Linked DNA regions of Homo sapiens: region 1 is linked to region 2. Evidence: chromatin loops called from intact Hi-C (ENCODE). Cell type or tissue: heart right ventricle. All regions are shown on one strand.

Region 1 (8,000 bases), 620 kb before region 2:
TTGCTATAGCTACTGTGTTCTGCTTTAGGGACTTGTGCCGTAGAGGTTTTGGAGAGACCCACATGCTCATTCTGTGCCCCCGATGCCCTGTTTCATGGCCTTTGTGTTACACAGTACTTGCCTTTCTCCCTTCATCATCATCATCTCCCCGCTGGCTGATTTCTCATTCCAGCATGCCTGTAGCACCTTTTATTTTCTCTTCCAGTGAATTATATTGTGTTTGAGAATGTGTGTGGTATGTTTGTGTTTGTAAACTAACAAACCTATGCTTGCATGTAGTGTACTTTTTGTGTATGATACTTGGGGGAGGTAGGGGTACAGGAACAAAATGTTTCCAATTATGGTACAGTAGGGGGATCCTTAGTGTTCCTCATGACTTTTTAAAAATTGTGACACGTGTACACTGTTTGTAATAGGGTTGTGAGGATATTTTTCAATGCATAAAAAGAATCCTATTCAGTTATTGTTCTATTTGCAAATAAATTAATTTTAATTTTATTGGTTGACTTACTTTCCACAAGTAGGGAACAGTGAATTGAGATATGTGTGTGTTTGGCTTTCCTTAACTCAGCTTGCTACGTACGCATTGCTGTTCAACCTGGCAGACTCTTTGGACAGACAAGTCCTATTATGTTTCTGCTTTTTTAAAAAAAGTCAGCAGTCAACATTAGTTTATTTCCTGTGGTAATCTAACAGTGCTACTTAAAAGTGACAGCTTTTGGCCAGGTGCGGCGGCTTATGCCTGTAATCCCACCAGCACTTTGGGAGGCTGAGGTGGATGGATCACGGGGTCAGGAGATCGAGACCATCTTGGCCAACGTGGTGAAACCCCGTCTCTACTAAAATACAAAAAATTAGCCGGGCGTGGTGGCGCGTGCCTGTAGTCCCAGCTACTTGGGAGGCTGAGGCAGGAGAATCGCTTGAACCCGGGAGACAGTGGTTGCAGTGAGCTTAGATCACGCCACTGCACTCCAGCCTGGCGACAGAGCAAGACTCCGTCTCAAAAAAAAAAAAAAAAAGGTGACAGCTTTCGAATTGATTTAGGAACAGTGGTTTTTTTCCCACAATTAGATTGACAAATGACACCTTGGGAGAAAAGTAAGATCCAAGTAGTAAACTGTCATCTCAGATGAAATATTACGTTTGTTGTGTGCCTATACTGGAAAGGCATTATCTGTTATTTTGGATCACTTGAAGAATCCTATACATAGTGACTTCTGTACCTTAATGCTAAATATTTTCCTGTGGACTTTTTTTTTAAGGTGATGCTGATATAACTCTCTTTAGTTATGACAGTAAAAAGGCTACTAGGCGAGTAATCTTCAGACTTTCCCCGTCCCCACCCCAGAATGCCACGTAGCTTACTTTTGTCCACCTTTTTTGCCTTTAAATTCTTGGTAGCAGTGCAGCTGATTGTGTTTTGTTGACAGGCTTAAGCTAGCAGACCTTTAACATTGAGAGCGGTGAGTCACGTTTACCGTGCTCTCAGCGGGGCCAGGGAGGAGAGGGAGAGAGTGGTAGGTTCCTGATGGTTGTTTCAACTGGATGAGAAAGAGCTACCAAGTTAATATGAAAAAGCTTTAAGAGCTTTAATTTTAAAGTATTTTTGCTCTTCTCCATTGGCCAATTTAGAAACATGTTTCAAAATACATCTATAGCTAACTTGCCTTTTTAAATCATGAGGCATTTTGGGTAACATTAGAATATGTAGCTCAGTTATGTTCTACTCTACCTTGTGAGATTACTGCATTTAGAGCTAGTTGTAGCCTGGTTTATATGTTGATTGGCAAAACAAAATGACCTGGAATTTAAATTTCATTTTGGAGAAGCAACAGCCAAAATCATTACGAAGTGGCTGTTCTTTAGAAGTAAATATAACTACTACGAGTCCTGGTGTAGTCATTTATATTTATTTCAAATTTCAATTGAGACAAATTCTGAGGGCCCTTTTCAGCCCTCTATTGAGTTTACATTTCTATGCATTAACCAGGGACTCTGCTTTCTTGTTCTCCAAGGATCATTTATCTAAGGCCAAATTCACTAAAAACATCAGGATTGATCAGAAGGATTTCAGTGACAGCAGAGCTTTTTGCAATGAAATAATACTAAGCAATAGTACTTGTTTTATACCCCTTTCCAGTCGTGGAGCACCGACGGAAACCATCATTATAAAACAGTATTGTTTTTTATATTAGTAAGGATGAGGTTTTAAAAGACGTAATTGACATTAAACATGATTGAAGCCCTAATTTTGACCAAACGATATTTACTTCATGTTTTGAGAGATGATATTAACAGTAACAAGGATACTTGTACACAGCTTTCTTCCAAAAATGATCATGCGGCTAAGTTGCCAGGAGCAATAGTACCAAAAGATAGTTTGGGACAGAATGTGAAGATTTTCAAATTAAATATTAAAAATGTTTTCTCTTTCTGAATGGCTTAAAGTTCTTAATACATTAGATATTCTGTGGTAAAGAATCCATATCTGCAAGTTATTTAAAAGGTATTAGTACACAAGAGTATAGGTATATAAAACTAAATGAAGTCAATCATATTGATTATCCCCCCAAAAAAAATATAATCTAAAGAATAATCAGTTCCTAAATAATTGAAAGCTGCCCTTACAAAATAAAACAAAAGAACACACATTTCGTTGTGTTGCCCAGGCTGGTCTCGAACTCCTGGGCTCAAGCAGTCCTCCCACCTCGACCTCCCAAGATGCTGGGATTTCGGACATGAGCCACCACGCCCGGCCAAAGCTGCCTTTTTTTAACATGGATTTTTTTTTCCCCCATTCGTTGTGCTCAGAAGTCATTTCCTCTTATTTTTCTCTGCTAATGTGTGCTTTAACAAACCTGTTTAAAACGACAAGCCTTTAATCAACTGGGGTGTTTTGTTTTGTTTTTTTCTTATTTTCTTAGGAGTCAGTGGATCGGTGGGGAAAATGCTGCTTACCCTGGGCCCTGGGCTGTAGAAAGAAGACACCAAAGGCAAAGTACATGTATCTGGCGCAGGAGCTCTTGGTTGATCCAGAATGGCCACCAAAACCTCAGACAACCACAGAAGCTAAAGCTTTAGTTAAGGAGAATGGATCATGTCAAATCATCACCATAACATAGCAGTGAATCAGTCTCAGTGGTATTGCTGATAGCAGTATTCAGGAATATGTGATTTTAGGAGTTTCTGATCCTGTGTGTCAGAATGGCACTAGTTCAGTTTATGTCCCTTCTGATATAGTAGCTTATTTGACAGCTTTGCTCTTCCTTAAAATAAAAACAGAAAAATATATCGTCCTAACAGTTAAATTAACAATCAATCCATAAAGTCCTATATCTTCATTCAGCAACCCAAATATTACATACATTTCCAGAATTTTCTTGATTGTTACTTTCAGTGATATTCTTTATATTGGGTACAGGAGAAGTTTGGTGTTTGGTAGGTTTTTCAACATTAGTTTTTGAGACTAGTTTACCTCTTCACATTTATGCTCACAACCCTCTTGTTAGAAAAGTCTGTGTTTATATACAGGCTGTAAGTTTGTGATTGATAAAAAGAAGATGAGTGTTAATTAGCCTCCAGTGAAAATATACTGAAAGCCTGTTTTCATTTGATTCCAATGTTTCTTCCAAAGAATTCTGTATAAACATATGCCAATTCCCTATGATGGTCTAGAGTTAGGAATGAGTGTTTATGGTGTTGCTTATAGAACAACTCAGGTAATCTCCATTTCTGGTTTTATATTTTCTGTACAAACTGCCTGGGTTTTATTTTTCTAATCAGCAAGGTGCTTCACTGCCTTCTTGAGACGCCTCTCAAAGCTCTTAAATGGCTCCTGTGCTATGTGTGGTGTTGGCAGTCTAATTTGCTTCTGTTAAATGTTGTAGAACCTTTTTCACTAGGAAATAAGATTCATTTCTTTCGGCAGTAGATGTAGATTCATCTTTTAACGTTTCTTCAAATTTGTTTCTGTCAGGCTTTGTGTTATTTTAAATGGTTTTTTAAAATTTTCTTCTATGTTTTCAATTACCTAAAGACATAGGATAATAGTTTTTTTTAAGTTAGAATTTTACCTCATAAAATTTTTTGAGGTTTGATGTATGTCTCTGTCTTATCAATAATGAGGCTTAAAAAATACTGGATTTGAATGGCTGCCGTTTTTTCAAAGCAATATGAATTTGATGAGTTTGTTTTATGCCATTAGGTGGCGCCAGAGGTCAGAACATGTCTATTTTGAATTGGATCGTTACAAATGAGCATATTTGATGCGGAAATTTCTGGGAGAAAAAAAATTGAGGAAATAAAGTTAAAAAATTGACATTCATTGAGCCAAAAGAGATGTGGAGAAACATTTTTCACCTTTCTGTTTGGCCTGATTAACATTTAAATTCTTGCCAAAATTAAGGTAACTTTTAAAAAACACCTTTTATAGGTGGATCCAGCAGTCTGGCAACGCCCACAGTTACCACAACACAGAAAACTGATCGTGCTATAAAATGGACGCTAAACTATGAAAACAGTGTGACATTGTTCTCTGTTCTTCCAGAGCCAGTAACATGCTTGCTCGTGCTTTCTACTTCTAGCTGATCATTCTTTTCCCAACATATATTTACAAATTTACCAAATTTTACCTAGAATTTTAGGACCAAATGGTTCTCACTCTTTATGCTGCAAAGACCTGGATGATGTTTGGTAACTATAGAAAAATAGAAATTACACTCAGGATCACTGTTACTGCTATTGCCACTGATGATTCCTGCAAAAATATAATCGAAGTTTTCCATCAAATGTATAATATGCTATTAATACACATTAGATGATAACAGTTGTTCCATGAATGATTCTATGAAGCTATGCATCTTAGACCTCTTGAGCTGTGAATTAGCACTATTTTCTATAGTTACTTATTCTCTGGATCATTTTATAATTTCCATATTAATTTCAAATATGCTCGTGTTATTCTTCAGTGATTTCCACAATTGTGCATTTTATTCTTTGGTTTAAGTACTGAAGCATATAATGAAAGTAATTGCTAAGTAGCAGCTTAAAAATTCAATTATCCGATTGTATTTAACATCTTTAAGAGCATGATCATAAAGAGCTATTTTTGACACCCCCCCCCCACTTTTTTAACATTTAGAGTTAGTAAGGGTTTTATATCTCTTCTGTCCATATTGTTTTCAAAGGAATGAGGTGTTTAGGTGGCTGGAAAAGCATTTGTAGGAAGTTAGATTTGAATATAGACAAGGTGGGTTATTCACGTTGAGAATGTTATTTGAAGAATGCCTGTGAAGCCAGGTGTGGGTTCTACTCAGTGCCATAGATAGACTGAGTCTTCTCTCGTAGGTTACCATTACATAGTAATTTTGATTCTGAATTTCACATTAAATTATTTGAGTTTATACAGACCTAAATTTTAAAATCTGTACATATATTATTTTGATGTATTAAGATGAATATTGCTGATTTAAATTTTATTTATGCACATACTTAAAGGACAGAAATGTCTGGGAAAGTAATTGTTAAATAATGATATGTAACTTTTTAACTTTTTAAATAAATAACAAGATTTTTAATGTGTGTCTCCCTCAGGGTTGTTTAAAGTTTTTTTTCTCCCTCAAGTATAAATAGTGGTAACTATATGTTTTGTATCTTCTAGCACCAACTGCTGTAAAGCAATGCTGCAAATAATGCTTGAATACAAGTGGCTAAGCCAACAACAGAATAAATACTTTTATAGTAGTTTTATAATCCTGAAATTCGAAAGCTTTCCCAATTGCACTTGCATCTAAACAAAACTGTTGCAGTTTTTACTCTATTTATTTTGTTCCCCATGTTTATGAAAGTCCTGCACAGTTTCAAAGGCATGGTAAATAATATATCAATGTTTATGTAGTCTGTTACAGAAACAGCTATAGATAACATTATCCAGTGAAGAGCAAAATTCAAGCTTTAGAAAATATTCATGCATGCAATTTTGACATATCTAAAAATAGGTTTTTGTATATTTATGGTGGGAGGTGGTTGGGAACTTTTAACAAAATGGGGTGTTAATTTTTGTACAGTCTGTGGGCATTTACACATTTTTAATGTATTAAAATTTGGTAATTATGTGTACATTAAATTAATAAAAGTTACTTCTAGTTATGATTTGTGAATTCCCTAAGACCTTGGATTTTTTTAAGTAACTTTATATCAGAAATGATACTGCATCTTTATATTTTTAAAATTGTATTGCTGCTCAAGAATGGTACCCTCTTGTCAAAAAGGCATACATTCATAATTGTACATTCAGCATTGTAAATAATCTTATGAAACCTTTTTTGATTGAAGCTATTCAAAATAAAAATTTTAATGAATGAAATAACACTTTTTTTCTGTGTCTTTATTCATTTGTTTGCTTTTTAGTGACATGAATACTGCCCTTTGTGGATTTATTTTCCTGCCTAATAATACTTCCCCATTTCCTTCTTTTTTTTTTTTAAAAAAAACTGGATTTTGAAGGAAATAAGAACAACATTCTGCATATCATGCCATGTGTGTGAGCATCCTGGGGAAACCCCACAGTCGGATGCAGTGTAGAGCCAAATGTTAAATGCGAGGAGGTCTGAGGGCAATGGTGAAATGAAATAGAAGAGTAGGGACTTATAATCTATTAATAGTTGGGAGAATCAAACCAAAAGCTAATACCATGGAGAGAGAAAATGGTTGTAAAAATCCCAGAGAAGACAGGACCTTTGTGTGTGGGTGGGAGTTGTTTCCATGGAGCTCAGCTCCGGGAGACACGGAGCCCCTGCTAGGGAATATGTGGCTGGCTGTGGTGTGATGAATTCGGGGGGTGAGGGCCTGCCTGCCTTTAGCTCAAGTTCTTAACAGTCGCTATGGTTTGTGCGGCATGTGTGATCCTGTCCCCACAGCCTGCTGGTGTGGGCACAGTTCTGCATGTCTCTCCTTCCGCTGTATCACTGCCAAGGGACAGGGAGTCCTAGGGGCTTGAGTGAGACTGTCCGTGGTCCAAGTTGGGGTGTGGTTGCTCCCTGCTGTGCCCGGCCCACTGAGTCTCCCTCAGAGGAAAAAGGCTTATCTCACCCAGGCACAGACCTGCTTTTGAATAGCCAAGCCCCTTAAGCCAGGTAACTGTTTTACAGCAGACTTCTGACCTGGTAATGGATACAGAATCTTAAGACTTGGAAGCACTGGAGCTGTCAACTTCCTTGCTCCAAATACTTCTCATTACCTCATCAACTTGCTCAGTGGATGGACTAAGAGTGTTCCCCCACTCTGCAACTGCCATACCTACTTTTCCCTTCCTGGACAATCAAAGTGTCTTCCTAAGGGACAAAATGTAGAGGCCATTCTGACTGGAGGTTTTCCTGGGGAAATAGGCTAAAGAAGGGCCACAGGAATTTGAGCCATCGGCATCTTACTCTGTTTCACAGCTCGCCTTCCCAGTCTGTCATGTTGGCTCCCTGGCAATTTCATGGGCAAGGGGGCGGGGAGGCTTTCACTCGATGTGCCTATGCATGACGGACTTACCAGGTCACCAGTGTAGCAGTTCAGGGCTCTGGAGTTGCATTCCTTGATCGGAACTGAAAGACCTCCCGCGATACCTGGCAGAGGCAGTGGCTCTTCCCTGTGGTCCAGGGCTGCGTGACTTTGAAGGTAATTTCAGTCAACCCAGCCTTTACTGGGCTCTGACTGCATTAGGCTGCATCAAAGGGGATTGGATCCCATGATTCTTTATATCTTCTGACATTAAGCCTTTGTCAGCTATAGGTGTTACAAATATCTTTAGTTTGTGGTTTATCTTTTCCCCTTTTTTATGGTGTCTTGAAGGATAGAAGTCTTTTTTTTTTTTTTTTTTTTTTTTATTGATCATTCTTGGGTGTTTCTCGCAGAGGGGGATTTGGCAGGGTCATAGGACAACAGTGGAGGGAAGGTCAGCAGATAAACAAGTGAACAAAGGTCTCTGGTTTTCCTAGGCAGAGGACCCTGCGGCC
Region 2 (8,000 bases):
TATTCTTCCCATTTCCCCACTGAGGAAACTGAGTCTGAGGCAGGTGCTATTAATTGTTCAGAGTTATACAGCTAGTAAGTGGTGAGGCTGGCTTGAAGCCAGATCTTTTGTCCATACATCCCTGGGCAGGTGCCCTACAGGGCAACCCCTTTTGGATTCCTGGTGCTCTTCCCTTGGGTGTTTCTGAATGAGCTGACCCTCTCTCTCCTCCTCACCATCACCAGCCCTACCCAGTTCATAAGTCTAACCTCCAGCCGTCTTCTGTCTTGCTTCAGTATTCTTTTGGACATATCTTGCCACCCTGATGTTGTCATTCTGCAACATCTTATTTGAAACTATGGACAGCAATTCCCCCAAACTTTGTAGCAAGTTCTTTGCAATGTTTTGGTGGGATCACACAGCAGCCCTGTTAGGAGCGGTCTCTGCAGTCTCCTCATGCATCCCCTCACTGGGCAGACAAGCACAGCCCCAGGGCCGCTTGGAGGTTCTCTGTCTTTGGCAACTGCACATGCATGAATCTATTCCTTCATCACTACACCTGGGTCACTGTCAATTTTGGAACCACGTTACATTTTTTTTCCCTCTTTCAGAACCTAGAAGGGGCTGGGCGCAGTGGCTTAGGCCTGTAATCCCAGCACTTTGGGAGGCTGAGGTGGTGGATCACGAGGTCAGGAGTTCAAGACCAGCCTGGCTAACATGGCAAAACCCCATCTCTACTAAAAATACAAAAATTAGCCGGGCGTGGTGGCAGGCGCCTGTAATCCCAGCTACTCGGGAGGCTGAGGCAGGAGAATCACTTGACCCCGGGAGGCGGAGGTTACAGTGAGCCGAGATCATGCCATTGCACTCCAGTCTGGGCGACAAAAGCAAGACTCCGTCTCAAAACCAAACCAAACCAAACAAATACCTAGAACTGAGAAGGTCCCTTTTGAACAACTGGTCCAATGCCTCCATGGTTACCGCCCCCCACCACACCCCGCCACACACACACCTATGCCCATTTTACAAATAAAGAAACTGAGGTCCCTGAACTCCTGGATAAAACGTTACATCAGAGGACACAAAAAACAATGAATAACAAATGTTTTTTTCTTGGTGATTGATAGTGGAGGTATTTGAAAACATTCCTTTTTCTAGGATAGACGAGCAAAGAACTCATGGGCTGATGGCCCTCAGTATTCATCCTGTTATCGATGACAAGGCCTGTGTCGTCCCTGCCTCTATCAGCATGCTAGCTCAATTGCTCAGCATGTGGTGCCGATTGGAGTGCTCTTGCTCCACCACTTTGGGGCTGAGTGCCCTGAGACAGGGCCATGGTAAGACTTCTAGAAGAGAAACAGGAAGAGGAAACCTGTTAGTCAAGTATTTCAGCTTAGTATAAAGTACCTCCATGGCACGTCCGTGGCCTTGCATGCAAGCACACACAAACACACACACACACACCATCCTGCCCCTTTGATTCAAATAATTATATCCATAATACGTTGTTTAATGAAAAAAAAAACATCCCAAGGCTAGTGTTTGGGGACAGACCTCCCTGCTTACCTGGTTTGCTGAGAAAATTCCAAGATTTAGAGTCAGAAGAAACGGGAGTAGGATCCTGGCTTTGACGTTTACACAATGTTCAACCTGGGGCGAGTTCCCTTTGGAGTTGTTTCCTGATACATAAAATGGAAATGCCACAGCATTGTTCACAGTGGTGTTGTGGGCACTAGAACAATAAAGCCTGTGAAAGCCGTTTGCAAACTCTAAAGTGCTGCCCAAACAGGAGTACAATTAATACCAGATTTTTACTCCAGGGACCTTCTGGGAAATTCATGTGCTCTGGGGTAAGGGGATCTCTCTCTTTCAGGGCTATTCAACACATGTGGACAGATGTCTTGTCACAGTGCTAGCGGGCGAGGGTGAGGCAGAAATGGGGATGGTGCAGGCTCCGTCCATTCTATTAGTGAGTCCAGGACTACCCTGAGTATGGACTGCCTCTTGAAGTAGTGAGCTCACCATCACTGGAGATATTTAAGCATGGAACAGACAATCGCTTTGCAGAGAAGCAATGGAGGAAATCTAAGCATCAACTGGATGTCGGAATTGATGACCTTCGAGGTTTCTGCATACTTCTCTGGTTTTATGGAAAGGAAAAAGAGAGTTCCATTCAGCAGGGTGTGTGGTTTGAGTTCTGCCAGGGGGTCATCATTCAAACACAAGACAGTGCAGGTCTTTCTTGGGGTCTATGGATTCATGCTGGGGGAGTGGGAGAGATGGACACACAGCAGAGCTCTGAGTGACTACAGGACAGAGAGGTGCTCCGGGGCAAGGCAGTCACAGTGTGTGCATGCCCACCCAGTCCACGCTGCTGCTGCTCACCCTTCTCTAGGGTAGTGATGCCCACATGGCTTGTCCACTCAGGAAGCCATGGTGGTTTCTCCATGCCTGATGCCCAAACTTCTTCACTTGATATCCGTCACCATCCAAGGACTGCCTCCAGCCAACCAGCCTAATCAGCCAAACTGACCCTCTCATGATTGCTAACAAGCCATGGCTCTCCTTCCTGTTTGCCTTCCCCCACCTAGAATGCCTTGCCCCACTTCTTCCACCTCCCCAGTCTCTGCACAGCAGAAGCACTCATCCTTCTAGGCATCACTTTAATGCCACCACCTCCAGGAACTCCTCCCTGATTGCTCTCCCCCCTATTCTCCAAGTGATTTTTCCCTCTGAGCTCACTTCATCTTTCCTTCTCTTGTAGGGCTTATTCTCTATATTAGAGCTAATTGTGGGTATGTTCTGTCTCCCTCTACCAAAATTTAAATCCCTTAAAACCAAGTTCTCTGTCCCTCTATTCCCCAGCAACTACCCCAGCACCTGGTACCTTTCCCAGCACCAGCAAGTGTTTGATGTTGAATAAGTAAATAAACAAATGCACTTCTACTTCCAAACACAAAAATCAGCAGCAGAACGAACTGATGGATTCATTCTTCTCTCCCTGAGTGCTAAGTCTGCAAAATGCCACATCTGGAACACAGATAGAAGATCTAAGGGATGTCAGCAAGAGGAGATCACTGGAAAATGGGGAGTACAGAGATAACATCAATTGGTAATGTGAAATCATCTAATAAATGGATCGGTGATTAATCACCAATTAACCACAAGTCCCAGGACAGATTTTCGAAAGGTGCTCAGAGTTATTGGGCCTACCCAATAAAAAATTATAGTAATCATGACCTGATTTAATTTTTTAACACTGTTTTACACTACTCTCATGGGATAGTCAGGCCAAATGCAACCTCAAAGGGAGGAGTTGGGAGTGGTGGTGTGATGGTGTTGAAAACACTCTAGTCTGGGAAACAGAAGATGTGGGCTCTCTCTTAAGCTCTGCAACCAATTTGGTATGTAGACTTGTCAGAATGATGACCCTTTCCTTCCCCTTCTAGCCTCCTGTAAATCACAGTGGAACTAGGTGCTCCCTCAGGTTAGAGAACGTGTCTGGTTTTTCCATCTGCCTTTGCAATGCTTTGGCTGTTTCCCACTGACTTCTAACAAAAGGCCCTCTGGGTCTACTTAAACACTGGCCAACTAACAGCAGCACATTGCTGGCCAAAGCAAGGTTGACTGGTGAGAACTGTGAAATGGGAGTCCTGAGAAAGAGAGGGCTCCATCAACTCATGAGCCAGGATCTGCCCTTCAGTTTTGATGTTACAGTCACTGGAGATCATTGAACAGGTTAATCAAAGCCAGTGGTCCTGGGTTGGATTCCTTGCTCTGCCATTTTGTCTTTTGGTGCCTCAAGGCTCCCACAGATAAACTGAGGCAACATCTTTGAGCCAGGCTCCTGGACTGCATATTTGCTAAGCTGGCCACAAACACTGCTTGGCCTTCCTCAGAACCCAGTGGTGGGAAGCAGCCCTCTGCGGTGCAAGGAAGAAAACCAGGGATGTCCCCCACCCTCTGCCACCCACTGCCCAGTGCAAATACAGTGCCCATCCCTCAGCAGCAAGTAATTAAATGTTCCCAGGGTGGCCTGTAAATTCTTCACTTCTCTCTTTGGGAGGTAGAAAGGAAAGGAATTCCTACTGAATATTTCTCTATTTTTCTATCTGTGGGTGAATGTGGGTTGAGAGACTGTGTATGTGTAAGCATGGCCCCCCAACCCTGTGCCTTACACAACTAGGTATTTACACACCAGATGAACCCTGCAGGGAAAGGCAAGTCCCCAGCTGCTGTGGAATTTTAAGAGATCTTTCTGGAATGGCCTTATGGGATGTCTGGTTCTAATTGCCTCCATCAGCCAGAGCTGGCGAGCTGGCAGGAGCAATGAGAGGTGCAACTGAACAGATTCCAGTTCACATCAGACCCCCAGCCCTGCCAGAGTCCCCCCAGGGCCAGAAAAGAGAACAAACGTGGCCAAGACGGTGGGTGTGGTGTGGTGGAAAGAACACTCTGCTGGAAGTTGGAAGGCCCAGCCTGCGGCCCAGCCCTGCTGCTAACGCCCTGCCTCTCTTTGGATCCATCACTTTCCTTCTCGGGACTCCAGTTTCTCATCTGCTGAATGAATAGTGAGGACTGGCTGATCTCCAAGGCCCCTTTCTAGTCTAAGATTCAGTGACAGAAATGTCAAGTTCTCATTGCGGAGGGGAGACATTTTCTTCTGAACTTTAAAATCAGGTGCTCTGCATTTTAGATCTTTAAGAAGAATGGGGAAGGGGCGATTTCATTTCTACCCACTATAACCGACCCTTGTCCCAGCCCCAGCCCCATTCCTTCTTCTTGCTGGCTGGGTTGGCTGGAGGTCTGAGCGCTGACCCCGCCACAGAGGCAACAAGATCCCATAGTTCCTTAGTGCCCCCTATAGGCCCCAAAGGCAGTCACACTGAAACGGGAGTGTCCGTGAAGCCACCTTCTCCCCAGCAACACAGGGCTTCGTCTGCTGCAGAGCCTCCGACTTTAGAGGCAGGTGACACAAATGGGCCCCTAATTTGTGATGAATTTCTTCTCTTTTGAGCCTGTTGTTGTTTTAAGGCTCAGACTAAAACCAGTTAACCAATAGCCCCAGCAGGCTGGGATTTGAACACCTCACAGAGGGTCACCAAATAGCAAATACTTCTAGTCCTGCACTTGCCCCGCCAGCCCCTGCCAGGCCCCTCGCCCCACTAACCCCTGCCACTGATGCTTGCACATCTCCAGTGACTGGGAGCTCTTTTCTCTCCAAGTCCATCTGGATCAGTTAGGAATTCTGTTTAGCTGGTAGTAAGAGTCCTAATTGGAGTGACTTTGCCAAATTGGGAGTTTATTTGCCCATCTAAAAGACATCTGTAGATAGGCTGCAGCCTACAAAATGATCAATCATTACCAGAGCACAAGCCTCGCATCAGCCCTGTAACCTCATGGGCTACTGCAGAGTCCCCTGCAGAGGACTACGGGGAACGCCAAAGGCCAATGCAGCGCTCTGCCCACCAAGTCGGGCCCCTTGAAGACCCACGTCATGACTTGTGCTTGCGTCTCGTTGGCCATCCTTGCTGCAAGGAGGGCTGGAAATGTAGCCTCATCACCACTCCAGATAAAACTGGAATCCGATACTAAGGAAGAAAGGGGGAATGGACACTGGTCAGCAAGGAACAGGCTCTGCCACACCGCCCGTGTGCCTTGAGAGAAGTACCGAATGGGGTGGCAGCTGTGTAGTTGCCTCTTCCGGATGCTAACCTCCCTCTGTCTGCAGAGCAGGCGTGGACCTCTTGTGTGCTGCCTCACCTGGGTGTGCTCACCTCATCCAAGAGAACTCCTTGCCTCCTCACACAGGACCAGAGCCTTGCCAAGTTGGTTGGGAGAGATAGTATCTGCCAGATCACTCTCGACTGCAGATGATGCCAGGGAGTAAAACCTCCAACTTCCCCAGAGCCAGGCCTCTCTGGTGCTTTCCTGAGAGAGAACCACGCCGGCTCACCTACAATGACCCAAGCCCAACTCCAACACGCTCCCCAACCCCCACCTCCCCACCCACCTCCAGCGCTCTCCGCCAGGTCTAGAACCAGTGGATATCTCTTGCCAGCAGCCTCTGGCAGCTTTCTCCTAGTCTCCCCGCCCCGTGGGGGAGATCCTCATTCCACGTTTTAATACACACTCACTCCACAGACAGTTCATTGCTTTCTCTCCATTTGTTCTGCTGGGAGCCAAAGCCACTCACCAGTTCAAAGGAAAAAAAAAACTTTTCAATGTTTAAATTTGATATTTAAAATTGTAGATGTAAAACACAGACAAAACTGACTTGGTGTTCTTAGTTTGGCCCAGCTAACACCACAGCTAACTTCTTTTCCTTCCTTCCTTCCTTCCTTCCTTCCTTCCTTCCTTCCTTCCTTCCTTTCTTTCTTCTTTCTTTCTTTCTTTCTTTTTCTTTCTTTCTTTCTTTCTTCTTTCTTTCTTTCTCTCTCTCTTTCTCCTTCTCTCTCTCTTTCTTTCCTTCCTTCCTTCCTTCCTTCCTTCCTTCCTTCCTTCCTTTCTTTCTTTCTTTCCTTCTAGATGGAACCTCACTCTGTCACCCAGGCTGGAGTGCAGTGGCGCAATCTCGGCTCACTGCGACCTCCGCCTCCCAGGTTCAAGCGATTCTCCTGCCTCAGCCTCCCAAGTAGCTGGGATTACAGGCATGTGCCACCATGCCCAGCTAATTTTTGTATTTTTAGTAGAGACAGGGTTTCACCATGTTGGCCAGGGTGGTCTCGATTTCTTGACCTCATGATCTGCCCGCCTCAGGCTCCCAAAGTGCTGGGATTACAGGATTTTTTTTTTTTTTTTGAAATGAAGTCTTGTTCTCTTACCAAGGCTGGAATGCAGTGGCACAATCATAGCTACTGCAGCCTCAACTTCCTGAGCTCAAGTGATCCTCCCATCTTAGCCTCCTGAGTAGCTGGGATGACAGGCACATGCCCAGCTAACTTATTTTACTATTTGTAGATATGGCGTCTCCATATGTTTCCCAGGCTGGTCTTGAACTCTTTCAAGAGACCTTCCCATAACAGCTAACTATTAATATTTAATCAGCTGGCCTCTGGTTTTCTGGTCTCAGATGTCCCAGGTCCACCAGGCTTAGAAGGGAGGCCATTTCTTCCATCAGGCTTGGAAGGGAGGCGGTTAGTTCCCAGGCTCTGCAGCATTTGGCGAATGTCCTTGGACTGCTGCATGGTCACTTTCCTATGAAGAAAACTGAGGCACAGAAAGGCTCTCTACGACAGTTGTCCCTTACCCTGGGCCAAGATATTCAGGGTAGAAGAAGGGCCCAGGTGAAGGGAAGAGAAAGCTGGGGGCAACACAGTGGGCTCCATTTGGGGAACCATTTTCTTTTTCTTTTCTTTTTTTTTAGACGGAGTCTCGCTCTGTCTCCGGGCTGGAGTGCAGTGGTGCAATCTCAGCTCACTGCAACCTCCGACTCCTGGGTTCAAGTGATTCTCCTGCCTCAGCCTCCCGAGTAGCTGGGATTACAGGCATGCGCCACCACACCCAGCTAATTTTTGTATTTTTAGTAGAGATGGGGTTTCACCATGTTGGCCAGGATGGTCTCGATCGCCTGACCTCGTGATCCACCCACCTCGTCCTCCCAAAGTGCTGGGATTACAGGCGTGAGCCACCGCGCCCGGCCTGGGGAACCATTTTCTAAATCTCCCAGGCATGCGTCAGGTCTTACTGTGTCTCCATCTGCACTTTTTCACTTCAACGGCCATCTACATTATTCAATAACTGCACCAATTGTTCGTTATACGAAACTGCATTCTCTTTACAGAGCATCATTTCAAGCAGGCTTCAGTTTTTGCCACGCTTGTTTGACGGGGTCTAAATGTGCCTATTCTTCCTTCCTGTCACTTTCATCCATTCAGTTCTCTCATGAGACTGAACATGTTTGAAGAGAGAGACCCTTAACTATACAATCAGACTAGGATTTCCCTTTAAGATGGAGTTTCCAGGAATGAACTCTGCTTAAAAGCAGAGACCACCTCTTTGGGAATGTGAGGGAGAGAAAT

What was found. A loop is a pair of places that touch in the nucleus more often than their neighbours do. Peaks named below come from ENCODE experiments on the same cell type or tissue, not always from the same donor. Only the 100,000 strongest peaks of a DNase experiment are listed, where the experiment ranks them.
Region 1: it touches region 2 in a loop (3-fold over the local background); 17 of 110 quality-filtered maps call a loop at or near these places.

What each region holds. Positions count from the first base shown.
Region 1 is chr3:194,401,041-194,409,040 of GRCh38, reverse strand. ATP13A3 (ATPase 13A3) reads left to right here. Exons shown (of 34, transcript NM_001367549.1): 34 at 2,925-6,364. The coding sequence ends at 3,122. Among named protein-coding and RNA genes, the nearest start is that of GP5, 5.8 kb to the right of the region's middle. RefSeq lists an enhancer at 7,839-8,000. In heart right ventricle, CTCF peaks have their summits at 4,002 and 4,206 (motif pointing right); DNase peaks (open chromatin) are centred at 4,220 and 7,010.
Region 2 is chr3:193,785,151-193,793,150 of GRCh38, reverse strand. LOC105374283 (a long non-coding RNA gene) reads right to left here and starts at 5,899. Exons shown (of 4, transcript XR_924839.2): 1 at 5,757-5,899; 2 at 2,002-2,119; 3 at 1,546-1,658; 4 at 1,067-1,325. RefSeq lists an enhancer at 845-1,502. In heart right ventricle, a CTCF peak has its summit at 4,848 (motif pointing left); DNase peaks (open chromatin) are centred at 4,468 and 4,830; H3K27ac peaks cover 756 bases; H3K27me3 peaks cover 3,999 bases.